Regions from separate parts of the Homo sapiens genome. Here all the other regions are linked to region 1. A link is a loop called in an ENCODE intact Hi-C map of the cell type or tissue named here. Cell type or tissue: Caco-2. All regions are shown on one strand. Each heading gives the region's core, and the rest is flanking DNA. Links, peaks and the distances in the headings are about the cores only.

What was found. Peaks named below come from ENCODE experiments on the same cell type or tissue, not always from the same donor. Only the 100,000 strongest peaks of a DNase experiment are listed, where the experiment ranks them.
Region 2: a loop joins it to region 1, with 5 times the contacts of the local background. A loop is called at or near these places in 5 of 110 quality-filtered maps.
Region 3: it touches region 1 in a loop (16-fold over the local background); 2 of 110 quality-filtered maps call a loop at or near these places.

Annotation. Positions count from the first base shown.
Region 1 is chr20:62,612,323-62,621,997 of GRCh38, forward strand. No RefSeq gene overlaps it. Among named protein-coding and RNA genes, the nearest start is that of LINC02970, 14 kb to the left of the region's middle. RefSeq lists enhancers at 4,483-4,632, 6,300-6,349. In Caco-2, for the core only: CTCF peaks have their summits at 4,717 (motif pointing left) and 4,929; a DNase peak (open chromatin) is centred at 4,689.
Region 2 is chr20:62,424,306-62,433,980 of GRCh38, forward strand. RBBP8NL (RBBP8 N-terminal like) reads right to left here and starts at 3,234. Exons shown (of 14, transcript NM_080833.3): 1 at 3,155-3,234. LOC105372710 (a long non-coding RNA gene) reads left to right here and starts at 3,525. Exons shown (of 4, transcript NR_187662.1): 1 at 3,525-3,668; 2 at 4,770-5,013; 3 at 6,559-6,759; 4 at 6,955-7,204. RefSeq lists an enhancer at 2,074-2,833 and a silencer at 2,448-2,742. In Caco-2, for the core only: a CTCF peak has its summit at 3,315; DNase peaks (open chromatin) are centred at 3,336, 4,827, 6,176 and 6,936; H3K4me3 peaks cover 1,677 bases.
Region 3 is chr20:62,475,692-62,485,366 of GRCh38, forward strand. It overlaps GATA5 (GATA binding protein 5), which reads right to left and starts at 304. Exons shown (of 7, transcript NM_080473.5): 1 at 239-304. LOC105372711 (a long non-coding RNA gene) reads left to right here and starts at 4,761. Exons shown (of 4, transcript XR_007067706.1): 1 at 4,761-5,578; 2 at 7,229-7,465. RefSeq lists an enhancer at 8,833-9,675. In Caco-2, for the core only: a CTCF peak has its summit at 2,621; DNase peaks (open chromatin) are centred at 2,631, 4,274 and 4,782.

The DNA of each region.
Region 1 (9,675 bases), core at 2,472-7,471:
GGGGGCCTTGGGCAGCCTCGTCGGAGATCCTCCCTGGGACACCCACCCTACCCCAGGCCCCTCGCGTGCTGACGTCCAAACGCAACATGAGCAGACACAAGCACGGGGTGTCTCCCAAAGGAATCATCACACCTGCACCCCCCATATCTAGGGGACACTCTCTCTGTGCTTTTTAAATTTTTTAATTAAAAATCTTTGATACATAATAGATGTACACATTTTCAGGGTACGTGTGATAATTTAATCCAGTCATGTAATTTGTAAAGGTTAAATCAGTGTAATTGGGATATCCATCAGCTTAAATATTTGTCCAATTTAGAATGATTCTCTCCTAGTTATTTTGAAATAGACAATAGCTGATTGTAATTATAGTCACCCTAGTGATCTGTCAAACATTGGGTCCTCTCTCTTCTATCGAACTGGGTGTTTGCCCTCGTGAATCAGCCTCTCTTCATCTCCCCTTCCCCTCCCCTTCCCAGCCTCTGGTAAGCATCAGTCTTCTCTCTGCCTCAGCAAGACCCGCTTTTTTTCACTCCCATGTGTGAGTAAGAGGGTGCGATATTTGTCCTTGTGTGCCTGGCTTATTTCACTTAACATAATGGCCTCCAGTTCCATCTGTGTTGCTGCAAATGACAGGATTTTATTCTTTTTTTGTGGCTGAGTAATATTCCCTGGGTATCACTTTTGCTTGTCCAGCAGATCCTCAGCAAGATCAGGAGTCTGTACTCCGGGGTCAGCAGTGGTTGAAACTGGCCCCAGGCCTCAGGAAGTCATGTCCCAGTGGACGGAGAGGTGACTGATAGAGGAAAAACAGTCCTCCCCACGGACAGGAGACTCACAAGTTTGTATGAGGGGAGTTCCTTGGAAATATACAGGAAATATCCACTTCTATCCATTTTCAAACCATATAATTATATTCCATCTGTGATCTCTACTCACTCGACCAATTATTGAAATGAGCTATTTGAAGTGGAGATGAGAAGTCTTATGTCACCACGTACCTAAATCTACTGACAGTTTAATAACTGGAATGAATATAGATCATTTTATGGCCCTGAAATGAGTGAGGCCTTTCCAAGCATCACAAAGGAAAAGATTGATATATTTGACTACATGAAAATTAAAAGCATCTGTATAGTTAGAGATACCATAAACCAAAATTAAAAGCAAATGGCAAACTAAGAGAACATATTTTCAATAGACATTACAGACAAAGAGTTAATTGTGTTCTCATAAAGCAATATAGTTTTTAAAAGACAAGCCCACCCCTAGAAAAATGGGCAAAAGACGTGAACAGGCATATTTGCCAATTACACTCTAACCAATAAGCTTATGACAAATGCCTGACTTCTCTTGAATCAAAGAAATGCAATGAAAGCATCCGTGATATTCAATTTATCTTCTGTCAAACTAGCAAATACCATTTTAAATTGTAAAACCAATTCTGGCCTAAGAATTGGGAAAATACCTGCTAGCAGAAATAAATGGGCACATCTTCTTGGGGATGGGGGTGGGGGCAATGGTGCATTCTGGAACAATGTACCCAATCCCAATAAAACTCATTAAAATGTGTCCTAAGAGGATGAGTCTCTGCACAAAAATTTGCATGGAAGAACAGTCATTACATATAATACGAAAAGCTGGAAACGGTCTCAAAAGTTAAATAAATCATGGTAGAAAGGCACGCAGCCACTGAAAGTGTTGTAGAATATTCATTGACATGTTATTCACTGACATGGAATGGTGTCCAGGCTAGGCTGACACGTAGAATAAAAGAGAGTTGCACAAATGGTGAACATCACGTGTGTACTATTCTGTAAGAAAGAAGGTGAAGAATTAAAGAAGTAGGTGATGAAGGGCATGCGAGTCCTGGTTCTCCCCAAAAACACTCTCTGGGGAACTGAGGGACCATGTGAACTTTCTTGCTGTCAATCAGAAGAGATTACTAGAGAAGCGGGTCAGTTTCTTATCTAACATGCTGACTCACCACCTTCCATCCCCACTGATTTTGTCCCGTGGATCGCTCTCCACAGTAATTTCGAAGCATCCTGTGGGAGGGGTATCCTGGGACTCACAAGCAAGTGCAGAGCCCGGGGAAGGCTGCACGCTCTGCCAGTGGCCACCAGACCCAGTGAGCCCTGGGTGCAGCGGAGGAGGCAGAAGCAGCAGGGTGGCAGGGGCAGCTGCCATCACCATTTTTTTTTTCAGCTAAAACTGATTTGTTAAAAAGGTCGTGCGAGTGACGGAGAGGTGCAGGAGCGTGGCCGGCCTCGCTCAGCCACCTTTCAGACGTGGAGGAAGACTGTGTGCAGCAGTTGCTGGCGTCTGCCTGCGTTTGAGTGCGAGCTCTACGCTCACTGGCGATGGGACCCGGGCAGCCACGGCTCCTCATTGTTTTATCCTAATCTCGAATGTGGGACATGGTAGTGTCTGGTGTGAGGTTCATACGAGTTATCATAGGGTCACCGCTCACGAAGGAAGCGTCCGATAAATGCGCGTGGCCATTGTTAACCTTGTTATTGTTACTGCATACAACCAAGCAGACACGGCCTCTTTCCAAGAGCATTTGGCTTGGATGGAGATTATGAACATCCAGCTGAGGCACGTGCACGCCCTGCACCACCGAGTCCATCAGAAGCACATACGTCGTTCCCAAAATGTGTGTGCTAGAGAGTTGACAGCGCCCGGTCATAATTATCTCAAGCTGAAAGCAGCCCAGACGCCTGCCAACCATTTCGTGTGAGTAAATACACTGTGGGATCTGCCATGCACTATGGCCCCGTGAAGGAGCAGCCTCAGCTGTGCTCAACAACCTGGATGCATCTCGCAACCTAACGTCTCGTGAGACAGCCTGGCACGCACGACGCGAACTGAGTGACTCTGCCCAGCGGAAGCACAGAACAGGCCAAACTGGCAAACGGCGTGGCACGTCCTCAAAAATCAAAAGTAGAATCACCTTGGGATTCAGCAGTGCCGCTTCTGGAAACCGGGTATGTGGCCGAAGACCTGAAAGCTGGCTCTGCACTTGTACACCTGTGTTCCCAGTAGCCTTAGTCACAGTAGCCCAAAGGTAGAAGCCACCAAGCGCCCCTCGGTGGATGAACAAAATGTGGTCTATTCACACAACGGAATATTACTCAGCCTTAAAAAAGAAGGGACTGCTAACACCGGCTACGAACTGCACGGCCCCGGAGGACACTGTGCTGAGTGAAATAAGCAGACACAGAAAGACAGGTCCTGCGTGCCTCCACTCGTACGAGGTTCCTAGAGTGGCCACACGCGTAGAGACAGAAAGTAGAGTGGGGGTAGGAGTGGCAGGGAGTTGCTGTTTCATGGGGACAGAGCCTCCGTTTGGGATGATGAAAGTTCAGATGGTGGGTGGTGGTAGCGGTTGCATGTACGTGTTTCTGTGTGTTGTTGTCCATGTACATGTTTTGGTGTGTCGTTGTCTGTGTACATGTTGTTTCTGTGTGTTGTTGTCTGTGTACATGTTTCTGCATGTTGTTGTCTGTGTACATGTTGTTTCTGTGTGTTGTTGTCTGTGTACATGTTCCTGCATGTTGTTGTCTGTGTAGGCCATGAATCTGCATCACGCCAGTGTGTTTATAATGTTCATGCTGCACATGTCTGTCAAATGAGCCAACGTGGTGCGTGTTTTATGATCTTTCACTCGATCACATGTTGAGCACTGTGCGGGCTCAGGTCGCTGTCACATCATGGGGGCTGCAGAGTAGAGACCGACCAGCCGACCCGGCACGTTGCCTGGGGCTGGGCTTGGATCTCTTGGGGATCGTGGTGGGTAAGAGTGAGGAGGGGTCCCCATTCTGAAAGGCATGAACAATGCTTTCATTTGCCCCTTACCCCCAAGATTCCAGTTGGTCAGGGAGTCCCCCTTCTCCTGCCCTCCTGGGTTAGGGGTCCTGGCCTTTGGTGGGTAGGGGGCAAAGTGATGAGTAGAATCTAAACATGCTGTCATGGTTTCAAATGGTGGTAAGGCTGTTCATTCACCTGGGTAACCAGTGCCCCCATCTTTCAGGGTCTGTGGGATTAGAAGCAACTTTTATTCCAGCCTCTTGACTTATTCTTATTTTCTAAACTTCTATAATGAACTTGTGTTGGTTTTTTAAAAGGAAAGAAAATGTATTTCCGGCCAGGCGCGGTGGTGGCTGAAGCCTGTAATCCCAGCACTTTGGGAGGCTGAGGCAGGCAGATCACCCGAGGTCAGGAGTTTGAGACCAGCTTGGCCAACATGGCAAAACTCTGTCTCTACTAAAAATACAAAAATTAGCAGGGCGTGGTGGCACACGTCTGTAATCCCCATGCATTTGGTGGCGATGTGAGGCCCAGTTGGACTTCCTGCATGCAGAACTGATTAGAGGCACCTGGGCCTCCCCTACCCGTGTGCTGGGGGCCTCCTCTGACCTCTGCACCTGGAGCTTGCAGGTAGATGCTGAAGTTGAGCTTCCCTGCACCTTAGTGTTCTGGGATCCCAAATCTATCCACCCCGCTGCTCCACCCTGCTCAGGGTGCCCATCAAGGGCCGTGGGGACTATAGCTCATCAGAGACCTTCCTGTTCCTCCTCAGAGATGCTGGTTTCCGAGGAGTCCCAGGAGGGCTCCCAGCAGGGGCCGACGGACATCCACACAGCAGCAGATTCCAGCTGGGGTCGCTGGGTGCCTGGGCTCAGCAGGGGCGAGGCTGCCCTCTCATGGCCAGGAGAGGCACTGCCTGGGAGGCCAGTGGGAAGGCCCCGGGGACTTCACAGGTCCACACCCGCAGGGAGAGGAGTGGACCCCACGCAGGGATTGGGCTGTTGGGGCCTCTGTGCCTCCCGGAACCCCACGCATTTGGTGGTGACGTGAGGCCCAATTGGACTTCCTGCATGCAGAACTGATTAGAGTTACGAGAAAGACTTTTTAAAAAAAGACCCTGAGATGTCAGCTTTGGCAGCTGTACCTACCGGTGGAAGAACAGGCTCCTTCCCTCAAGCATGACTGAAAACCGTTTAAAAAGAAGTGCTCTGATTCAATGGTTCCCAGTTACACCGAGTTATGGAGACATCGTCCCTGGAGCGGGGCCCGCAAGAGTCTTTCCCTCCCATGGGGCAACGCAGTGGCTGCGGATCCCAGCCAGCCCCGAGGGACACAAGTGTGGCCGTGGTCAGCTGCGGCTTTGCTAGAGGCCCTCCCTGCTCTCATGAGACCCCGAGGGTGTTGGCTTTCTGCCCCCAAGACTGACAAATGGCCAGGTGGGCCTGCAGGTGACCTCCTTCCCTCATGGGCAGCAGGAACCAGGTGGGCCCCCACAGTGCCTGGGGCAGCTTATGCAGCAGTTACAGAGATCTGGATCTGGGTGAGTGTTTCCTTTTATTCCTTCTTATATTTTCAAAAATATAATATGTCTATGCATAGAAAAATGCCCGCAGCATATGCAGAAGTCACCAGCACATACTGGGATGATCCCAGGAGGCAGTGGTCAGTGAGGTCAGTGGGGTCCCCTGCCCCAAGGCCACCTAGGGGCCCAGCCTTGCCTGGGGCCAAGACATCACTGAGCAATGAAGATGTGAGCCTGGGGCACCTGTGACTCTGCGTGTCACTCCAGAGCCCAGCTGAGGCGCTGGAAGGGGCTCCAGGAAAAGCCAATTTGGGCACCCGGAGGGGTGACACCCACAGTGGCCCAGGTCTTCTGCTTTCTTGAAATCCACGAGATTTTGATGAAATAAAAGCCATTGGCGCCTCCTTGGGGTCTCACAGTCTCACGTGACAACCGGGAGAGAAGCCGGAGGTGGGTGGGTCAGGCCATTCCGGGCACACAGCGGGACAGCAGACCCTGAGGACACTTGTCCCCGCCTGGGAGTTCTCCACCCTCCTGTTCTCGGATGTGACTCAGCAATGCCAGGGCTCTGCAGCTCCGGGAAGGCCCCGAATCGGCCTGCCAGGCCCACTGTGAGACACGAGGAGGAAGGGGTGGCGGCTCCTCAGCCGACACTACCCCAGGCAGGCTTCCTGTTTGTGCCCCACTAGGACCTGTCTCCTGCACGGCCAGCCCTGAGAGCCCCACAGGGTTCGTCTGTTTCTCCCCCAGAGACCAGGAGGCTGGAGGGATCCGTGGGCCCATTTTACAGATGGCATAGGGCAGAGACTCGAGGCCAGGCCTAGGTCTGGCCTCACACCTGACCCCCACCTGCCCCCAGCCAAAGGTCACAACCCCAACCCCCTCCACATCCGTAGGTCATGCCTTGGAAAACTGCCCCACCCATGCAGAAGATGGGAGATTTTGTCTAAGAAAAGAATGATGGCTTTGCAAATATTTCCACTCTGGTTCCCCATGACAGTTCACTGTGAAACCCCGGTGACCCCACATGACCTGCCGTTTCCTGTACAAGGGGGTCCCAGGTCTGAGTAATTTTGAGATCACGAGGTCCCAGGATGTGGCATTTGACACGGGCAGCTAAGGCCAGGAGCAGCCAGCAACCCCAGAGCCCAGCCCCTCCCCGGGGCTCTGAGGGGAGGAATTCTCTCCCCCGGGTAAATGCACCCAGGTGGAGGTGTCAGGTCAGCCACACAGACCGACCTTCCCGCCCAACGCTCCTGACTCACCAGGGCTGGAGGACCACCAGGGACCTCCCTGAAGGCTCCATCCTGTGTGGGCTGACTGTGGGGCCAGAGAAAGAGGAAGCTTCCAGGCTGGGCCCCACTACCCAAGAACCTAAAGCAGCCCCCGGTTCTGCACGGGGAGCAGCGTCTCCTCTTGCCCCCTGGCTGGTGAGCAGAGCTTCCTTCCACAAAGCGGGGGGTCAGTGGAGACAGCCCACTCTATCCCCAAAATGCTGGGCCAGTCGGGGGATGGGCCACTCTGTCTCTGAAATGCCAGACCAGATTGTTCATCTGCAGGGTTTCTTCGGCGCGAGATGAGAGGCCTCTGGTCCCATCCTAGGAACCACGGCCCAGACTGTCCCTGCCTCAGAAGAGTGACATGGACACCCACACACAGTCCCCCCAAACAGAGACACACACGCCGACAAACCTGTGCACGCTCATGCCCACTCACACGCCACACCCCCTCCCCTGCTGGGCACCAGATAATGGAGCTGCGGAGCTGTGTGGCTGCAAGCCGCCCTTTCCGAGCTTCTGCTAGGTGGTGTGTTCAAACCTGCAGGCTTCGAAGAGTTCTGAGCATCTAGAAGAGCAGAGTCCAGTAAAAATGTAGCAAAGCCACGCATGTAAGTTTACCTGTGCTGGCAGCCATACTGACAAAAGGGAAAATAAACAAATGAGATTAATTTTAATACTTTTTTATTTATTTATTTATTTTTTGATACGGAGTTTCGCTCTTGTTGCCCCAGCTGCAGTGTAATGGCACAATCTCGGTTCACTGCAAACTTTAGCTCCCAGGTTCAAGCTATTCTCCTGCCTCAGCCTCCCAAGTAGCTGGGATTACAGGTATGCGCCACCACGCCCAGCTAATTTTGTATTTTTAGTAGAGACAGGGTTTCTCCATGCTGGTCAGGCTGGTCTCGAATTCCCAACCTCAGGTGATCCGCCCGCCTCGGCCTCCCAAAGTGCTGGGATTACAGGCATGAGCCACGGCACCCAGCCAATACTATTTTTATTTAAATCCAATAGAGCCATAATATTATCACTTGGATAATCAATACAAAGAATTATTATTTTGAGGGATGGAGTCTCGCTCTGTCACCCACGCTGGGGCACAGTGGCGCAATCTCGGCTCACTGCAACCTCTGCCTCCCGGGTTCAAGTGATTCTCCTGCCTCAGCCTCCCGAGTAGCTGGGATTGCAGGCGTGTGCCACCCCATGCCCAGCTAATTTTTGTATTTTTAGTAGAGATGGGGTTTCGCCATGTTGGCCAGGCTGGTTTCGAACTCCTGACCTCAGGTGATCCACCTGCCTTGGCCTCCCAGAGTGCTGGAATCACAGGCATGACCCACCATGCCTGGCCTAAAGAATTATTAAAGAGTGATTTTACTCTCCCTTTTTTCTACTAAGTCTTTAAAATCTAGTGTTTGTTTTACACTTATAGACCATCTCAATCAGACACTAAATTTTTATCAGAAATCCTTGATTGTATTTAGATTTAATAAAATGTAGAGTAAAAAAGTATATTGTCACCCAAATTGTTTCAAACAAACTTGAAAGTTTTTAATAATGGAAATGGGTATTGGTTTTAAATTTTTAAGACAATACAATAAAACCCTCTGTGCCAAATCCCCCACAGAGTCATGGCATTGGGGTTTCGAAGGCCTCATTGCTGGCCCCCACCTGCAGGCATCCCTTCTGGGTTGACAGCCACGAGATGAGTGTTATCAGTGTCTGTGGGAGAAGCAGGGGCTCTGAGGTTGGGCGAGCGAAGGATCAGGTGGGCACTGCACACCGAGGGCACAAGAGCCTGGGAAGCCCCACCATGAGGGGCGGACTTGACTGAGCCCAGGCGTCCAGGCCCTTGTGGGCACAGAGTCTCCTCCCCAGGAGGCTGTTAGCACTCGGGGGGCGGGGGGCTCTGCTCGCCCTAGACCCCTCTTCTGGACAGATGGCAGCACCATGCCCCTCCCAAGCCCCATACCCCTGTGCAAGCCCTGCCTGCTGCCCGGAGGACCCATGCAAAAGCCGTCACCGCCCACGTCCAGGCCTGGGGGTGGGGGGAAGAGCACTCAAGTGCAAGAGGCAGACCCTGTGCCCCCACCCCTCCGGTGCCTCCCTCACCCCTCCTGTGCCTCCCCTACCCTCCCGTGCCTCCCCCACCCCTCCCGTGCCTCCCCCTCCACTCCTCCCATGCCTCCCCCCACCCCTCCCGTGCCTCCCCCTCCACCCCTCCCGTGCCTCCCCCACCCCTCCCGTGCCTCCCCCTCCACCCCTCCCGTGCCTCCCCCTCCACCCCTCCCGTGCCTCCCCCTCCACCCCTCCCGTGCCTCCGCTGCCCTGGGGTCGCAGCCTGGCAGGTCCTGCGCACCCCGATCCCCGCCGGCCAGCCTGGCATCACCCACACGGTCCGCCTCCCCACCCCGATGCCCTCCTACTACCCCCTGGCATTTTTCTGTGTGTGTCCAGCTCCTTCCTGCCACGGGGCCCTTGCTCGGCCGCTCACCATGCCCCGCCCTCCCTCGACTGGGCAGGACCTGCTAATCCTCAGATCCCGGCTCAGAGTCATGTTCCCAGGAAGCCCCTGGCCCTGCCGAGGTCAGAGCCTGTGACAGCCAAATGCTCCCAAACACACACCATGCTGGCTTGCGACCACGCCTGTGTGGCTGTGCCTCCGTGGCTGTCTCACCCGTGGTATCTGTGGCGTCGGGAAGGACCCTGTCTGGCTGCACCGCGTCCCAGTGCTAGGATGAAGTCAAAGCCCAAGAAACCAGATGAAAGAATGAATCCACAGACAGAAAACTGTGACAAAAGCTTTGAGTGCCCTGCTCCCGAGCACGGCTGAGACGCGGAGCTCACCCCAGCCTGGAGAACTCAGGGCAGCCGTGACCCAGGGGCAGGAAGAGGAGCCGGTCTGGCTCTGGGCAGGTCTGGGCTCCTTGGCACACGTGCCCCAACCCTGGCACTCCTCGGGGATGAGGGGGGCTGTCCTGCCTGGGTGCCACTTCAGTCTATGGGGAAAGGGTGGATTGCAGGCCAACAGACACTGCATTGACAAGGAGCTCATGGGAGCAGTCC
Region 2 (9,675 bases), core at 3,059-8,058, 190 kb before region 1:
GGTGTGAGGGGCGCATGTCTGTCCCCCTCGACACCACTCTCACCCCACCATGCCTTGCCCTCTGCTCCATTTTGCCACTGAGAACACGACCCAGAGGTGGCGTCTTGCCCACGGTCAAAGCTAGTGAGAGCCGGGCTGGGCTTCAGCTAACCCAGGCCGGCAGCTCCGCCTCCTGCAGTGAGGTGCTACTGGTGCCAGCACCTTTGCCTTCGGGGGACTGCTCCTTAAAACCAAGGGGCGACGTGCTGCTCTCACCAGAACGGAACAGAGCCCATCCAGTAAACGGGTGCCTCTTATCCCCCGGACAGGGCCCAGGAGAGCCCTCCATGGGGAGCCTGAGGCTGGCAGACCACCTTCCACCTCATGTCCTCATCCAGGGAATGGACATGCACTGTGGGCCCTGCCTGTCCCTCAGGACTCCCACCTCCCTCTAAAGGCCCCCCAGAGCCTGCACCTGCCCTCCTAGGGTCTCCACCCACTCTCCCAGGGCACTCTGGAGTGGCCACTCAGAGGGGGCAGAGGTTTGCTGTTGTTAATCCTACCTCACGCATTCTCAGAGCCCCAGCAGAGAGGGTGCACCCCCCCCACCCGCTGAGCTGGCTGGGGCGGGGCAGGGGTCGCATTCCTGAAGGGTGCTGGCTGGAGAGTCAGTCTGGGCGGAGGGTAAAGGTGTGGGCTTCCCAGTCAGCAGCCCTGGTGGGGCTCTCGGACCCATCTCTGCTCTCTATGCGGCCTTGGGCAAGTTGCTTTTCCTCTCTGAGCCTGTTTCCTCACCTGGGGGTGACAGCACCCCTGCCCCTGTATCAGGCTGCTTAGAAGCTCCTCACAGGTAATGCCTGTGTGGCCAGGAGCTCCGTAGACAGGAGCGCTCAGTGAGCAGCCGAGGGAGACCCCGATTCACCTGCGCCTCCCTCATGACCTGCGCCTCCCTCATGTGGGACCCCAGGTGTCCAGCAGTGCTGACGGCAGGACCCTCTGTGCTTGGACAAGGTCAAGTCTCATTGCCACAAAGGCCTTGTGCAGGAGGACGCAGCCCTCCCCACGCTCAGGGCAGAGGTCCGGCTTCTGACGGTGATGACACTCATCCTTGGACGGCTGCTCACTACGGACTCCAATGGGCTCACGGCATCTCTGTGGCTACACCCAGGGGAGATGCCACCTGCCTCCCACACACAGGCCAGGGAATCACAGGCCCAGCTGTGGCCCTGGCAGGACTGGACATTGTCCGGCCGAGTGCCAAAACCCACAGTGATGCCTGTTCTTACCCTGTCCTCTGGGAGGCCGGGCCCCCTGAGCTCCTCTGCTGTCTGAGCAGGAGGCATCCGGGGCATCACTGGGCTCCCCGCCTCTCCGAGGGCACTCAACCAGAGAAGCCGCCTGGGCACCAGTGCTCCAAGGACGTCTGCCAGGCCGGCTGCTCTCCACCCCAGCCACCGACCCCCAGCAGGCTCTTTGGGGCAGGAGTGCGGAGCTGGACACTGGTACCCTCCGTCTCTGAGGCCTGGGCTGTCTGTATGTCCATCTGACTGACTGCCCACCTATCCAGGAGCAACGGTGATGGCCACAGCAGTAGCAGTGGCAGTGGCAGTGGCATAGCAGTGGCAGTGGCATAGCAGTGGCAGTGACAGTAGCAGTAGCAGTGGCAGTGGGAGTGGCATAGCAGTGGCAGTGGCAGTAGCAGTGGCAGTGGGAGTGGCAGTGGCAGTGGCAGCGGCAGTGGCATTAGCAGTGGCAGTGGCAGTGGTAGCAGTAGCAGTGGCAGTGGTGACAGTGGCAGTGGAAGTAGCAGCGGCAGCGGCAGTGGCAGTGGCATTAGCAGTGGCAGTGGCAGTGGTAGCAGTAGCAGTGGCAGTGGTGACAGTGGCAGTGGAAGCAGCGGCAGCGGCAGTGGCAGTGGCATTAGCAGTGGCAGTGGCAGTGGCTGCTGTTGATCACATACTGTTCTGTGTCAAGCACCACACCAGGCTTTTTCCCACTTGCATGGGCACTGAAACCATCCTGCAGCTTTGCTGAGGAAGCCAAGCTCAGAGTGGTGCCCTCTGCACCTTGACCCGCTTCTCCCCAAGGGATTCCCCTGCCCCTGTCCACCTCCTGGCTGCCCCTGTGGAACACCCACTGCATAGCTAGGTTGGGCACATGCATGTGGCCGGGGCCCACCTGGCCTTGGAGGAAGTGCTGATTGTCTCATTCTACAGGTTTGGACACTGAGGCTTGAAGCAGATCAGAGATGAGCAGGTGGAGCAAGATTTGGACCTGGACATGGCCTCAGAGTCTCCTCCCACCCTCTGTGGTAATGGGCAAAGCCTCTCCCATGGAGACTTCGGCCAGGTCGCTTGTCTGGCCGTGCCTCAGTTTCTGTGACTGTAGAACAGATGTTGGTGGTGAGCCCTGACCCAGGCTCCTGTGCACACACCGCCGCAGGGCCCCCGGGACAGCTGCACACGCATGTTGTGTGTGCACATGCACTCGTGTACCCCACACGCGCGTGCGCCCGTGCACTCGTGTGTACACATAAACAGAGGAGCCAGCCGAGGTGTCCCTGCAGCTCAGGCACAGCAGCCCTGCAACCTGACTCCCTCCCGGAGGTGGAGGTGGGCCGGGCTGCTCTCCTGCCCTGCCGGCTGGCTCCCTGAGGCCTGGCCCGTGGGGGAGGGGGTTGAGCAAGGCCCGCCTTTGTGGCTGCTTCCCCACAGACACAGCGGCAGAGGAGTCCCCTGCTCAGTGCCCAGCTGCGGGTGCTGCACCCCTGCACCACCCTCACCCCTGTGGCTGCGCCCGCTTATCCTCTTGTGAACCTGGATGGTGGGGCGGGACAGGCCCAGGGTGGAGGGCGAGGCCACCAGCCTGTCCCTGATGCCCCAAGCCCCTCAGCAGACCATGGACACTTCCTGGGCCCTGGTGCCAGACTAGGCCTGGCCTCTTTGCACCCAGCTCCTGCCAGGAACGCCCACTGAGCTCTCTCCGTTGCTAGGTCCCTGGACCAGGAGCAGCCTTGTGCCACCCCTTAGGGAAGACGTCCAGTCCCACCCACCCCCGCGGCTCTCCTCGCAGGAGTCCAAGCTGGGCCTCCAGCCTCCCTGGTGAGCACCCCAGCCAGGGATCCCAGCTCACCCGGCTACTTGGGTGGCCTGGCCCCGGGGTCCCGGGTACTCACATGGCTCCTGGCCCTGCCTCAACCTCTGTCGACCTCTGCGCGGAGTCCCCCACGCTCTTCACAGGGAGAGAGAAGTGAGCGGGCTGTGAACCTGCACAGGCAACAAGACAGGATTTTGGCCAAACCCGCTTGACAGGTTTTCGATTCTCCCAGCCAGGAGCAGAAAGGAGGCAGAGACTGCCCTGAGCCGCCAGGCGGGTTCTGCCATCTCGCAGAAAGTGGCCGGACAGGTTGGGTCTGAAGCCACATAGAGTTGGGATTGTTTCCTCATAATCACTGTGAGGCTGGGCTGCAGGAGCCAAGCTGGTTAGCACTGAGAATCCAGTTTGGTGCCTGTGACACGGAGGGCCCGGGCGGGGAAGGGTGGGGGGCTTGCAGGGGTGCCTGGGTCGGGGGCTGCAGGTGGGAGTGAGCAAATGTGCTGTCTCGCCACCTCGGGACAGGTGGTAGGGCCTCTGACACAGAGTGGTCCTTCCTGCTGTTCACAGCTCAGCTCACCGTGGGCTGACCATAGGTAGGTGACAGTCCCCTTTCTGGCCTCGGTTTCCCTGTCTGTAAATTGGGGATAATAAGCTCAAGAGCTGTCCCTGCCAGAACCCAGTGGACAGAAATCCAGCAGCTGCTATGGGAAGCGACCCGCCCAGCCTGCCCCGCCCTGCCTGGGGAAGCAGGCCTTCTGCTTGAGGGGGACTGGGCGCATGCTGGGCCTCTGGTCTGCGCAGTCTGCCCGGGGTCTGTGAGTGCTTGTGAGTGGGCTTCTCCAGTCTCCAGGTAGGCTGGGTGCCCCCGGCCAGGTGGAGCCCAGGGGGGCAAATAGGCTGGGGGCTGGCCTGGCCCCGGGTGGCACGGCCCAGGTGCTGGAGCAGCCTCACACTGTGGTCTCGTGTGTGTTCCCTGGACAGCAACACTGTGGCTGCGGGGTACAGCCCTGACCCCCTCATGCCTTGCCCCCTGTGTCCTACCCACGACCCCTCCCCACTCCCTCCTCCCCGCCTCCACCTCCGCCTCTGCCTCATCCTCAGCCTGTCTTAGCTCTGCACGGAAGCAGAGCGGGGGTTCCCGAGTCCTTGGGGCCATGATCCCCAGCGCACCCGAGTACCCCAGGAATGCACGGGGCTCAGAGGAGGAAGCCTGGGAGCCTGGCCTGTAGCCGCTGCCGCGAGGGGAGGACGGACTTCCTGCTCCCTGGCAGGGCCCCTGCTGGTGGCTGGTGGCCAGCTCTGGGTTTGGGATGAGGGCTGGGTCATCTCTGGCCCCACGATGCCCTCCCACTCAGGACCAGGCTCTTGGGAGGGGGTTGTGGTCAGCATGGGCCACTCCAGCTCTGGCTGGCCTGGGAACTTCGTGGAGGCCCCTCCTCCGGCCACCTCCCTGTTCCTGGCTGGGCCCTTTGTGAGTGGGGTCTGCTTGCTGCTGGCGTGTGTTTTGTGTGTGCCTGTGTGGGGACTGTGTGCACGTGTGTGTGTGTGTGTGTGTGGGGATACGAATGTGTGTGCATGTCTTACATGTGTGTGCCTGTGTGTGCATGTGTTGCACGTGTGTGTGTGCACATGTGTGCGTGGACATGTGTAGCTGCTTTGTGCTGTGGTCTGGATGTTTTTTGTGTCTACCCCAGATTCTCGTTGAAATCCTAACGCCCCAGGCAATGATGTTAGGAGGCGGGGCTTCTGGGAGATGGCAAGTTCGTGAGGCTGCAGCTCTGCTGGGGGATCAGTGTCCTTCTACAAGCGGCTCCAGGGAGGTCCCTTGCCCCTTCCACCATGTGAGGACCCGAGATGGTGCCGTCTATGAACCGGGAAGTGAGTCCTCTCCGGACGTGGAACAAGTTGGTGCCTTGATTTTGAACTTGCAGCCTCCAGGTATGAATGTGAGCTCTGGGCTCACTGCCTGTGGGGAGCCCTGCCTCACAAGGAGGGGTCCCTCTGCATCTGCCATGCATGGCTGTTTCAATCAAAGCTGCTGTCTAACACCACCGGCTCGACCTTGAGTTCCTCCCTGAGCAAAGCCAAGCGACCTCCTGGACTGAGCCAGTTTTCGTGCCTGCCTGCCCTGGCTCATTGGCCAGGGACCCCACCCCGCCATGTCCAGGCCTTGGTGATACAGGACAGAGGTGCCCGTGCAGGTTGTGCCTGTGGCTGGGTCCCCAGGGAGAAGGTGGCAACCCCAGGCCAGCAGCCTCCTACCCTGAACTCCAGGCAACATCGTCGGCCCCCTGGCACTGCACCTGCACTGTGGGCAGAGAAGGAGGGAAGGCTGGGAGAGGAGGAGGAGGTCGAATGTCGCTGGAGGTCGGCGTCCTTCTGCAGCCGTGGGTTTGTGTGCCCCTTTGTTCATTCATGCAACCATCCAAGACCCATTTCCTGGCTGCCCACCAGGCCCTGTCCAGGCTCTGGGCACATGGATGGCCAAGAACGTGACTCACACATTTACGGGGCTTTTGGCTGTGAGAATCGGGCACACAGAGGGCACTGTCTGAGTCTCAGTTTACTTGTCCCTTGCAGGGCTGATGAGGGTGAAAGGGGTTCCTCTCCTGGTACCACTCACCTGTTCATTCATTCAGCCGATGTCTGTTGAATCCTGATCAGCCAGGAGCTGGGGGGTGTGATGGACACCCAGGCACCGGCGTCCGGGCTCGCAGGAAGCATTGCAGAATGAGGCAGCAAGGCCTCAACACGCTGCTGGCAAACCGTGGCCAGGTTTCAGCGTGGGGGCTGCTCCATCGCCCCATTATACAGCTGAGGAATGAGGCCCCAAGTGTGTGTGTGGCCTCCCAGCCCTGGCAGCCACCCCCACCTGCACCTGAGGGGCTGGGGCTGCTGGGCCTGGGGTGAGGGACCAAGAGGGCTCTTCATGGCCCCCTACACCTGCTTCCTAGGCCAGATGGGGGCCCAATGCCCCACCCCAGAGGTGAGGCAGCCTTTTATCTCTGAGCTGGGAGGGGTGGGAGATAAGCTTCAAAGGCATCTCGCTGTAAAACGCACCTTTAAAAGCCGGCCCTGCTGCCTGGTATTTGTGTTACTGGAGCGATAGATAAAGGGTGGGGTGGCCAGTGCAGTGGCCAGGTCAGGCCAGCCCTGCAGCCCTGGCCCCCAGATAAATGGGTCACCTATTAGCACGGCCCTGCAGGAATGGGACTGCCTTCTGTGACAACCGGGGCCCATCCCCACCCTCCCTGCAGACAAGCCCTTGCTGGCCCGGCTGGGGGGCATCCTGATGGCGGGTGCTGTGTGCCCATGGGGCCAGGCTGCACTGGGCAGGAGGGGTGCAGATGTGGGCCCTGCCTGGGCACTTGGGAGGGCGGAGGCTTTCTTGGTGGGGGGAAGGATCAAGCCCCCCGTCTTTCCTCCACATGGTCTCACTGCTAGTCACCCTATTTTATGTTCTCATGATTTTTATTTGTATAGCTTCATGGGGTTTAAGTACGATGATGCTGCATTGAGACGTTGTACTGTGTGAAGTCAGGGCCTTCTGTGCATCGGTCGAGGGTGCAATGCACACGGCACCCCCGAGCAGCCACCCATCCTCCCTTCCCTCCACCCTGCGAGGCCCCGTTGTCCGTCTGTCCACACTCTGCTCCATGAGCACACGTGACTTAGCTTCGCCTTGTGAGTGAGAACCTGCAGTATTTGTCTTTCTGTCCGAGTTGTTTCACTTAAGATAACGTAGGCACCCTCTTTTAAAAATTACTTTTTGCTAATACAAGAACTGCAAGGATGCCCCCTGCCCCCTCCTGCGAAGCACTAAACATGACAAATAAGACCAAAGTCTCCTTTTATTGTCGCGTCTCATCCCCTCCCCAGGTGAGCCGCTGCTTGGGGTGAGCATGCTTCCTGCTGGATGCTTCTCTATGTAAGCACCTGCCTGAGTGTCAGCCCTCTTAAGGTGAACCGCTCCGTGTCATTCGTACATTCACAAGTTTGTGCCGCCATCATCGTGATCGGATTCCAAAACATTTTCATCACCTCCAAGAAAGCCTTGTACCTGGCAGCAGTCACTGTCTCTATGGATTTGCTTATTCTGGACATTTCATAAAAATAGAATCAAACAGCATTTGGCTCTTCGTGTCTGGCCTGTTTCTCTGAGCACGATATTTCGAAGATTCAGCTGGGTCTCGCTCCTGTTCCTGGCTGAAGCTGAATAATATTCCAGTGCACGGCTGGACCACAGTCATCAACTGACGGACACTTGGTGGTCTCACATTTCCACTGGTGTGAATAGTCCTGCTGTGAACATGCGTGTGCGAGATTTTGGTTGAACACTTGTCCTCAGTCCTCTTGGGTGTGTATCTAGGAGTGCAATTGATGGGGCTTATGGTAACCCTAAGTTTAACTTTCGTTTACTTTTTTGAGACAGAGTTTCGCTCTTGTTGCCCAGGCTGGAGTGCAGTGGCACGATCTCGGCTTACTGCAACCTCTGCCTCCAGGATTCAAGTGATTCTCCTGTCTCAGCCTCCGGAGTAGCTAAGACTATAGGCATGCGCTACCACGCCCAGCTAATTTTTGTATTTTTAGTAGAGACGGCGTTTCACCATATTAGTCAGGCTGGTCTTGAACTCCTGACCTCAGGTAATCTACCTGCCTTGGCCTCCTAAAGTGTTGGGATTACAGGTGTGAGCCACCGCGCCCAGCCACTGTAGTATTTTTAAGAAGTCTAAATTAATGGGAAAAATTCACAATGAACCAAATAACCAAGTTTTATATAAAGACAGGATTAGGGTGAGGCAGGCGAGTCCCTTACTCTTGGGGCTGTGAGAGTGTGGGGTGGAATCGGCTCCAGGGTCCCAAGGTGTGGCCGGAGAATGGGCCTGGTAGGGAGACCTGGGCATGGTGCCCGTCTCCGGCCTCTGTCCTGTAAGGGTTTGCCTATGCCTCCGCCTCATCAGATTGCTCTAAAGATAGGACACAGCAGCACACGGGGCCCAGGCTGGGGTGAGTGGACCCCTCCCTGAGACCTTCATCTGCCACCGAGGTGAGGACAGCCATCAGCCTCCTCAGAGCCTTAGGGTCTGATCCCTCCTGGACCGGCCCACAGATCCCCAACGGACTGGAGTCCCCTGTGGCTGCTCCCCTCCCTCTCCCAGCCAGCTCTTGGGCATCCAAGCACCCCTCTGCAGGGAAGCCCTCCATGACTGTAGGTAGGTCAGGCCTTTTCCCAACAGGCCTGTAAGATGCAAGTCTTGGGTAGAAACTGTGTATTGGCTCAGGGGTCTTCAGGGTGCTACCTTCTTGAGACAGGAAGTGTTTGCCCGTTCATTGCTGTCTTGGCCCCTGGCATATGGTGGTACTTCATAAACATTTCTTCCTTTCTTTTTCTCTGAGGCAGGGTCTTGCTCTGTTGCTCAGGCTGAAGTGCAGTGGTAAGACCATAGCTTGCTGCAGCCTTGAACCCCTGGGCTCAAGTTATCTTCCTACCTCAGCCTCCTGAGTAGCTGGGACCATAGGTACACGCCACCATGCTTGGCTAAATTTTTAAAAATGTTTTGTAGAGATGGGGGTCTCTCTTTTCTGCCCAAGCTGATTTTGAACTCCTGGGCTCAAGCGATCCTCCCGCCTCGGCCTCCCAAAGTGCTGGGATTACAGGTGTGAGCCACCGTGCCTGGCCCTGGTGGGTTGTGTCTTACCCAGAAAACTCAAGTGCTAAGAGGCAAAGCCTAAAGGTTCCTCTGGGCTGAGACGGGATGGGCCCTGCTTGGTGAGAACTGGGGAGTGGTTTAGGGGAGGGCTGTGTTTCCTAAAGAGCCGACAGAAGCCTTTTACTCTGGCTAAACTATTTGTTCCTATACCTTTGTTAAATATTATGAAAATGAGGGTACCTGTGGAATGGGGACCCTGTGTGTGGAACTGGGGGGATGGCTGGGAGGGGTCTTCCCAGGCCAAGTCCTGGTTGGGCTCTTGCCTGGGATGTGTGGGGTGGAGGCTCCGGGGAGGGGGCAGAGGTGCCTGGGGGTGAACCAGCGGGTACCCCGGGCCATTTTGACCTCTGACCTCAGCTTCCTTTTTGAGACAGTGGGGCTGCCTTGGTGCCTCTCTCCTGGAGGGTGTGGGTTAAATGAGAGGGGTTCTGTGCCAGGGCCCAGGGCTGTGCCACTCACTGAGGGTCCTAGCGACACTCCTGAGATGGTTCTTATTTTGTCACCATTTTCCAGGGCAGTGCCAGCCTTGGCAGACGGGCCGGACAGAGGAGGGATGATGGCTCAGGCTGGCAGGGGCTGCCACGGGGCAGCGATGGCCACCTCGAGCCTGGCCAGTGCTTCTGGACTTCCTCTCTGCTGACTTTGTTCCCTGGCTAGAAACAGTTGTGGCAGCGCTCCCAGACCGGGCGTCTGCACGGAGTGGCCTCAGCTTCCTTGAGCTGTGGGAATTTAACGAGAGTAAAATGGGACCATAAATCTCTGTCGGTCGGGATAACTTGATCCGTGATTTTGGAGGGCAGGCCGGAGCAGGGACAAGGAGGTGTCTGTGATGGGAGCGATCCCCGGACTGAGCTGGGCTGTCTGCTGGCACGTCACAGATAATAAAACC
Region 3 (9,675 bases), core at 82-5,081, 140 kb before region 1:
GGAGAGGAACCGCGGGGATGGGAGAGGCCAGCGCGTCATCCCCGGGGCAGTCACAACGCCGAGCCCACCTCCTCCCCGACCGGGCTTCGGAGGTCCCCGGGGTGAGCTCGGTGGGGGCCTGGGAAGGACGGGCCTGGCGCGGCCGCAGGACGCAGGGCCTGGAGAGCGGGGCCCCGCCGCGCTGGGAGGGGCCGGGTGGGGAGGGGCGCGCGGCTGCAGCCCGGGCTGGAGCACTCACCAGCGGGCAGGGAGGGCGGCAGGGCACGGCGGTGGCGGTGGGTCGGCGACCGGCGGGCCGAAGACTGGAAGCCCGGGCCGCTGAGGCTCCGCAGCCCCCTCCGCGCCGCCCCGGCCCGCCCCCGCCGCGCCGCCCCTTCCCTCCCCGCGCCCGCCCCTTCTTCCCCGCAGGGTCAGCGCTGGGGCTCCGGCCGTAGAGCCACGTGACCCTGGCAGGCCCTGCTCGCGGGGCTTGGCGACAAGGACGCACGACACGGGGCGGCCAGCGCGGAGCCCGGACCAGTGCAGCTAGACGGGCGGGCCGAGGGCTTCGTGGGCCCCGGGGAGTCGGGCGCAGAGACTTCTCCAAGTTTGTGCGAGTCCCGAGCCCTCTGCCTCCCTGCCCCGGCCCCCGCCGAAGGCTGGCCTAAAGACGGGCTCCGTGTCTGGTGGCTGAGTCGGTGATCCCGGCCCCGCTCACCGATGGACACGCGGCGGTGGAACCCCGTGGGCCCCCTCGTTGCGTGGCCGCACCCGGGGCTCGGTGCAGGGAACCGGCTTCCATAGGGACGGCCGGCTCGGGTCGCTGGACTGGGACGGGGTGCACTGGCGGGAGCCCCGCGATTTCCTCGGTTTCTGAGCAAGCGGGGCCACAAGGCTCGGGGTCCCAGTGGGAGGTGGGCAGGGTCCAGCCTCTAAGGCCCGATCTGGGTGCCAGGCTCGAAGGCCCCAACCCCGGTGGGGCTCTCAGCCGGCTCTCGGGGACTCGGGAAGAGTTTCCTCCAGGCGCCAGAAATGCGTGTGGGTAGGAGGCGACCCAGGTCAGGGAACCGTGTCCCGCTCGCACTCCCGGTGAGGGCTGCATGGAGGCGCCGCTGCCGCGGAGCAGCTCCGCAGGTTGCGGGAAACGGAACGGCGGGCTCGGAGCACACCGGGTGGACCCAGGCTTGGCGGCCATGAAAGTTCTTTTTTTCTTTTTTTCTTTCTTTCTTTCTTTCTTTCTTTCTTTCTTTCTTTCTTTCTTTCTTTCTTTCTTTCTTTTCTTTCTTTCTTTCTTTTTTCTTTCTCGGAGCACACCGGGTGGACCCAGGCTTGGCGGCCATGAAAGTTCTTTTTTCTTTCTTCCTTCCTTTCTTTCTTTCTTTCTTTCTTTCCTTCCTTCCTTCCTTCCTTCCTTCCTTCCTTCCTTCCTTCTTTCTTTCTTTCTTTCTTTCTTTCTTTCTTTCTTTCTTTTCTTTCTTTCTTTCTTTCTTTCTTTCTCGGAGCACACCGGGTGGACCCAGGCGTGGTGGCCATGAAAGTTCTTTTTTCTTTCTTCCTTCCTTCCTTCCTTCCTTCCTTCCTTCCTTTCTTTCTTTCTTTCTTTCTTTCTTTCTTTCTTTCTTTCTTTCTTTCTTTCCTCCCTCCCTCCCTCCCTCCCTCCCTCCCTCCCTTCCTTCCTTTTGCGGAGTCTCGCTCTGTCTCCCAGGCTGGAGTGCAGCGGCGCGATCTCAGCTCACCGCCTCCCAGGTTCAAGCGATTCTCCTGCCTCAGCTTCCTGAGTAGCTAGGACTACAGGCACCCGCCACCACACCCGGCTAATTTTTGTATTTTTAGTAGAGACGGGGTTTCACCATGTTGGTCAGGCTGGTCTCATCGAGCTCCTGACCTCAGATGATCCGCCCGCCTCAGCCTCCCAAAGTGCTGGGATTACAGGCGGGAGCCACCGCATGAAAGTTCTTCCTTGCAGAAACGGGCCCTCAACTCCTGTCAGTCAGGGCTCGGAGAGGACGCTGGTGAAGGGTGAAGACCTGGGAAGGCAGGAAGGCGGCGATGTGGGGCCGTCGGGGTGGGTGTCACTGGATCCCCCCCACGGGGGTCTGGACAGCCGGCGCTGTCCGTCTGGGAAGAGCTGGGGTGCCCCACATGCGCCCTTATTCCTGGCCTTTCCTCTTCGCCCACAGCAGATAAGGATTCAGGGTGCTTGTGGAGGCGTCCAGGGTCCCTGCGTCTGGGAAGGCAGCAGGCTGAAGCCCCTGGTCTGTGGTGGACTTGGGACCCCACAGACGGTTCCGCAGCAGGTTCAGGCCTGTGCAGGAGAGGGTGCAGCGCGGCAGGCTGGGGTGGGGGTCGGCTGCCATTGGGGTAGGGAGCTAGGCGACCTTCCGTTACCCCTTTACCAGCTCCCAGCCCCTCCTCGCCAGCTTCCCACCAGATGCTCCCTCCTTTCCTGTCCTCAGAAGCCTGGTTGCTGCTTGCCCTGTGTGGACTCCCCTGCCTTCTGCTCTCCCGGCACTCTGGGTCTCCGCGAGGGTCTCTCTTTGACCCCACACGTGCAGACTTTGTCTGTGGATGGCAGTGCACTCCACGAAGGGGTGGAGAGGTGCCGGGGCCTCGGTGCGGGCGAGAGGGCGCAGTGCAGTCCAAGCGGCTGCAGAGGGCTCTAGCGCAGCAAAGCTGGTTGGACCCAAGCTCTGACCCCTCTGCCCTCAAAGCCCGGGTTACCGAGCCCTCATGAGCACCAAGAACGAAGAGAAGTAAAAAGGGACACTTGTGACCTGCTGGGGGCTGAGCCACCGCTAACCCCAAGAAAAGTCTAGAGAACAAGAAAAGAACCACAGCAAACCTGGGACCCTGCAGGACGAATCGGGGAGGGATTCGTGCTTTTTACTTGCAATAAAATCTGTAAAGTTCTTGAATAGGAAACACCAACATTGCCCGGGTGCTGTGCTTTGTCCTGACATTTCCATTTAGTCCTCACATCAGTCTTATGCAACAGATCACATTATCATTCCTATATACAGATGGAGAAATGGAGCGCAGAGAGGTGAGCTAACCTGCCCCAGGCCACACAGCTAGCAATTAAACAAGCCAATTAAAACAAAGAAGGGAGTCTCTGAGTGATAGTGGTTGGTTGCTTTCTTGAGTTAATAAATATCTACAATGGACATTTGTATTAAACCCTGGGCCTCCATGAAGGGCGGGGAAGGGAAAATTTACCCTTCGAAGGCTCCTCCGAGGCGGCGCCCCACACAAGGCAGGACAGGGCTGGGGGTCCGGGGCTGTTCTGGTCACTTGGTGCCCTGCTAGGCGAGTCACAAGCTCACCTGCTCTGCAGCAGCAGCAGAAGCCACTGGTGGCGTGTTTTCCACGTGGATCCAGCTGCCTCCACAGTGACTGGTGGGGGTGGGCACCCATCCGTGGGGGTTGTCTGTGACAGTATCTGGACCCCCTCTCAGACCTGTTTCTACTTGAGCCAAAAAGTGAGGAGTCTCGGCTCAAACCTCAAAACCCAGGTGCCCCCGACGTCCTCGATCCCCACGAACCATGCTTCCGTGCAGCTCTCCACTCCCGGTGCTCTGGGCCCCTCAGGAAGGAGGTGGCCCCTGAGCCAGGTGACCCAGTCCACCAGGCTACCCCACCCAGCAGCAAGCCCTCTTCTCCCCTGGACCCCGCCCATGCTGCTTCCTGAATGGGCCCTTTGCCCTCTTCTCTTCTTGCCAAACTCCTACACATCCTTCAAGGCCCGTCTTGCAGGTCCCTTCCTGTCCCTTCCCCTACGTTGCTCTCCCCTTCCTGGTGCCTCATTGTGCGGTGTGGTCAGATGGCTGTGTGCCTCCGTCTTGTCACCTTAGCAGAAGCTGAGTCAGGAGAACAGCTTCAGGAACAGCGGGTCAGGGCATCGAGCGGGCACAGTCAGAACTTTGGGACTCAGCGTTGGCATCTCCGGGCTGTGTGGCCTTGGGTGAGCTGCTTCTTCTGTAAGGTGGGGGTGATGATAGTGCCTGCCTCTCACGGTGGCTTTGGGGAGGCATTAGTGGGACTGGGTACTAAGGGCGTCTGACCCGGGATGGGCATGCAGCAGGCATTGGGCTAATGCTGTCTGAGATAAAACCCAGTGCAGGGATGGAGGCTCTGAGCTGTGTGCCCAGGGCCCTGAGAGCCGGGGAGCCAGGGGAAGTGACAAAGACCAGGAAGGAATTTCTGGCCCTGCCATGGGTGACCCCTCTCTCCTGAAGGCTTCCCTGGTTCACTGGGACCCAGGGACCTGCCATGGCTGGCCTGGGAAGACACACCTCTAAGGCGGGGACCCCACCCCCAGTGAGATAAGAGGGTGGGCATGTTAACCCCCTGGTGACCATACAGAGTTAAGTTCCATGAGTCCTGGGCTGTGAGGGGCTTCTGGGGGCCTGAGTGGCCTGGGGTGCGGCTGGGCTGAGAGGGGGCAGGTGTTGGGGGGTGGCTGGGGTGAGAGGGGGCAGGTGTTGGGGGGTGGCTGGGGTGAGAGGGGGCAGGTGTTTGGGTGGGGCTGGGGTGAGAGGGGGCAGGTGTTGGGGGGGCTGGCATTGGGGTTGGGGGAGGAAGGCTCAAACCATCAGGCTCTGGGTTTCGTTTCCTGCTGTCATTTTCCTAGCAGTGCCCACATAACCCCCATCCTGCCCGCCCCCAGCTTGGGAACCCTTAACTCAGACATACTTATCAAGGGAAAGAAAACAGTCTCATTGTTCAGGAGGATAAGGACCAGCTCCCAGGAGACGCCTCAGACACGGCCCCTGTGGGTGGAGTCCTGGGTACATGGCCTCCCCCAGGGGCCTTGTTCTCTGCCCAGGAACGGCCCCAGGGAGGGCCCTTCCCAGAAGCAGTCCTGGGCAGGGCCCCCTTGAGGAGCAGCCCTGGCAGGTGGGTCCTCGCCTTGTACGCTGCCTGCAGGTGCTGGATGCTCCACATGTGGGCACCGGGGATGGTCCCACTTGAGGCTTTGAGCTCCGGCGAGGCCACCCTCTGTCCAGCCAGGGGGAGGGTGCCTCTGAGAAGGGGGCTGTCAGAGTTGCCTGAGGAGGGGGCTGGGATGACCCCTATCAATCCCAGTCCTGGGGTTCCTTGGCTCTTGTCCCTCCCTGCAAGTGGGGAGGCCATGAGAAGTTGTGGGGAAAGGCCCCAGAGACCCCAGGGCAGGGAAGGAGGCCTGGGGGCTGTGCTGGGGCCTGGAAGGGGGAGGCCTTGTGCTGCTCCCTGTGGTCTGACGGGCAGGAGGTTAGAGGGAGGGGCAGGCCTGCTTCCAGCAGGGTGGTCAGTGCAGGGCAGTCAGCGCAGGGCGGAGGTCTGTTTTCTCCTTGGTTATTTCAGGTAAACCGCATGCCCCGGGCCCCCAGAGTGGGAGAAAAGCCAGTTCATGGCCCTCTCCCCACCTTCAGCACTGCCCCTCCCCCCAGTCTCCACCCTGGCAGGGCTGTGGGGCCCGGGGCATCAGCTGAGCCCACTGGGCCCACAGCACCCTCAGGACCTCGCCACCCCTTGGGACCCACAGGGTAGCATTCCAGGGCTTCTCCTACACAGGGGGCTCCATTCGCCCGAAGGCCAAGGACTGCAGAGCTCATCAATGGTGAGGGGGGCCCGGGAGGTGGGTGCCTTGGGGGTGGTCCCAACTGGGTGGGGTTGGGGAGCCTGGGGGCACCATACGGGTATAAGAATTCATTTTGGACACAGTGTGTGTCCCCTTCTGCGGAACCTTTGAGCTCAATAGCCCAAGGGCAGGCCAGGCTCACCGCCCCTTTGGCTGTTGCCACTCTGGGTCAGTCTCCAGGGGCAAGGACAGGTTGGCAGTGTCCCCCCTCTGCCTGACTCCAGTCTGGGCATTTCTGGAGCATCCTGTGCGCCTGGCTCAGCCCAGCAAGCTGACATTTGAAAGCTCACAGCTGTCCTGTGAGGTGGGTGATTCCCGTGTCGTTTCATGGTGAAGAAGCCAAGGCCAGGACAGAAGTGACCTGTCCCCGGGCCACAGCTGGGCAGGGGCGGAGTTGGCATTTGAACCCAGCTGCGTGCCTCTTGAGTGCTGCTCTGTGGGCCCCGCAGCCTCCTGTCAGCTCCTTCTGGCGCCTGCTCTGTGGGTGTTCCTTTTGTCTAAGGCGCCTGCAGCCCTCAGAGGGTCTGTGGGGTGGGGACAGAGCTCAGCACCCCGCATCCACCAGCACCATCTCCGACCTCTGTGCAGGCTTCGTGTTAGAGGTGGCAGCCAGGTCCTGCCAACGGAAGATGCTGGGCCTTGGAAACAGCCTGCACTGTAGGTGACCCGGCCGGCCGGGCCCAAACTGGCTGCCAAGAAAAGGGAGCGGGAAAGGAAAACAGCTCTCGGCCACATCGCCTGTGTAACCGAATCTGTTTTCAAAGCCCCTCGCAACGCGGGCTCCGCATTCGGCAGGGCAGGCACTCGCCGCCAGATCCCCGAGGACTGCTCAGGGGGTCTTCTGGGAGGAGCTCAAAGCGAGTTTGTTTTCGGGGAGGAGGTCATTGCACTCAAGGTCCCCGTGACTGCAGCGTTCTCAAACGTCCTGCCATGTGCTGGGATAACCCCACCCACCGCAGGCGTGCCCTCCGTGGGGCAGGGAGGGGAAGCAGGTTTGGGCTGTTAGGGCTGCAAGCCAAGGGGCCTGCAGGGCATCTTAGTGAGCTGCTTTGGTGTCCCTGCAGTTGGCGACACCCATTGTCACACCCCCTCGGCACCCTCGGTCTCCCACATGACAGACTTACCTGGGGATGCAAACAGGGCTGGTGATGACCTTGGCCCTGTGCGGTGGGGTGGCCGTTTATGATGGGGCCTGCACTCAACTCACTTTCAGGTCTAGATGCGGGGACCGGGGGAGGTGTCAGCTGGGCTGGGCTGGGCACGACTAGACTGTGGCCCCGTCTGCGGGAGCCCGGCCACCACCTCAGCAACGCCACCTCCTTAGGATGTGGGGGCGGGATTTACTCTCGAGACTCTTAGAGCCAGCGGGTGGCTGGAGGCTCATAGCCTGGCCCAGGCAGCTGGGGGAGGGCTTTGCTGGTGCCTGGGACCCCCCACCCCCTGCATTCTCGCCTTTGCTTTCTCTTTTGCTCTCGTCTTTAACAACATCTCTCCACTCCTCCCCTCCCTCCCTCCTCTGGCCTGCCCGCTCCTTCATTCCTTCTCTGCTCCTAACCCCCGCATAGAGGAGCCTGGGGAGCCCGCAGCCTCCTGACCCCATGTTCCTCTTTCTCTCCTGTCTTCCTGGAGACGTCTGCCACTGACAGTCTTGGAGCCCTGTCAAGGGGACCTGTCCTGCGCTGGGCTGTCCACAGAGGAGCAGCGTGGAGGAGCTGGGAGTGCCCAGCCTGCCTGTGGGCTGCATTGCCGCTTCCTGCCCAGGAGCCCTGCAGCCGTCTGTCCGCCTCTGAGTAGGACAGTGGGGTTTCCTGGCCAGGAGCAGAGTTTGTCACATTCCAGTTATGTCTGCCCAATGTTCAGCTTTTGGTGAGTGTCAAAGAGTCAGCCCCACTCTGCGGGCGGGAGGGGACCTGAGATGTGAATCCAGGGGAGTTAAAAGGCTTCGGAAAGCATCCAAAAGTATAGAGAAAAAAAGGATAGTTGAGGGGCTGGGACGATGCAAGCCTTTTATTTTCATCCTTTAACTTTTTTTGCATTTCTGTATTTTCCACCATGAACAAAGCTCATTGATAATAGAGACTGAAATATTTCATGGATGATTCAAAGAGATAATCTGAAAAGGGAAATAACGTTTTTCTAGGGTCTGGCTGAAGCTGCCCTGCGGATTATGCAAAAACCTGTCTGAGGGAGTGAGAACGCAGAGGCACCTTAGAGCCAGCCATGGCTCCAAGCTCTGAGGATCTGCAACAGACACACATTGGCTGGGCCTGAGCAAAGAGGGAAAGCCACTCTCCTTCAGCAACGAAGGAGTGGGGATAGCAAGGGCTGAGCTTGTACATGCACACCTGTGTGCAGCCACACACATACACCTGTGCACACACATGCATATGCTCATATATGTGCACACATGCAGGCCCGTGCTCACATGCATGCATACCTCTGTGCCCCCACACTTAATGCACATACATGTGCACATGCACACCTACACACATTCCTATGCACCCACCCAGTGCTCATGACAAACCTGTGTGTACTTACGTGTGTACATCCAGATGCACCCACACACTCGCACACATGCCTCTACGTGTACGCCCATGGGCACGTGTGCTCACAGAGGCCTGGAAGGTGCTGTTTTTCCACGCGACGATGGCTGCCGTGCTCGGTGGGAGCAGCCGCGTTGCTGCCTGTTCCCGTGCCCCAGTCTGGCCGTCACTCCTCACCCTCGTCAGGCTCAGGGTGGGAGGGTGAGTAGCCTGGAGTGGCCTGGTCACGTAGGTGGGCAGCCAGCTGGGGCACTGACCTCCAGATGGGCCACGAGAGCCCTTCCTGCATCTTCTGAGTCCCTGACTCAGTGCCCAGTGAGGGTCCCGGAGGGCAAAAGAATGTCTAACGCTCCACCTGTGGGCGGGTCTGGCCTTACGGAAACTTCTCCATGGCAGGTGGAGGCCTGGTTGAGTGGAGCAAAGGGCAGGCATTCCCAGTGATCAGGAGCTGGGGCCAGGCCTACTGACACCTTGATGCTGAGGGGCCAGAGCGGTCCTGAGCGATGTCCCGAAGGCCCAGGGTCTGGGCAGGTGGAGGCAGATGGACCAAGCAGGGCCTTTGTGTTCCAGGGCACTTTGCAGGCAGCAGGACCCCCAGGTCCTCTGGAGAGGGTGGCTGGAGACCCGGCCTGAAGCTGCTGCCCCCAACACCACAGGATACCTGCCTGCAGGTGCCATCCATTGCTTGGGGGCTGCACAGAGCAGTTTTGAGCAGGCAGTGGGGTGTCACCTTGGAGTGGCTGTGAGATGTGCGGGACCCTTGGGGGCCACCTGGGGTCAAGCCCAGCCCTGCCTCTTGGGCTCTGGGACCCTGGGGGAGCCACTCCGTGCTCTGTGCCTAGGTCTGTGACCCTGGAGGAGGGCGGTGCTGTCCATCTCCGGGGACGATGGTTGCATCTCAAGGGTAAGGGCCCCAGGCCTGCCAGGTGCTTCGAGTACAGTCCAGGGGCGGCCTCTCGGGGCTGCTCTGGTGGGCGGCCAGACCCTGCTGGAATGTGACTCTGTTCCTGGGATCAGGACCTGCCCTGTTGCTTGTGGGCAGGGTTGCCTTTGTCAGGTCCTGCCATTTCTGAGCCTCAGTTTCCCAATCTGTGGTGGGGTTGACGTGAGGAAATGAGAAATGCACCCAGGGAGCACTGGCTGGCGCTGCAGGGCAGCAAGGGGGAGCCACCATGGTCACTCTTGGAAAAGTCCCCAGCCCTGCACCAGCAGGGCAGTAAGAAAGTCCACGGCTGCCGCTGTCCTGGAGAGAGGCAGCAGCCCGGGAGAGGCAGCAGCCCTGGCCACACCCCTGCCAAGAGCCAGCTCAGGGGCCCAGGGCCGCTGAGATCACTGGGCAGTTCCCAGGCTGGCTGGGCTGTCCCCTCGTCAGGAGGGCAGGGCTGGCAGGTTTGTGGACGCCTTCCCAGGCTGACCCCCACAATAGCCGCCCTGCTCCACCCTGAATCTACCCGTCCCAGGCTGCGCCTGCCTCCAAGTGCCTGATTGGAGATGGCCAAGCCCATTCCTCATGTACAAAGAATTTCCCGAGCA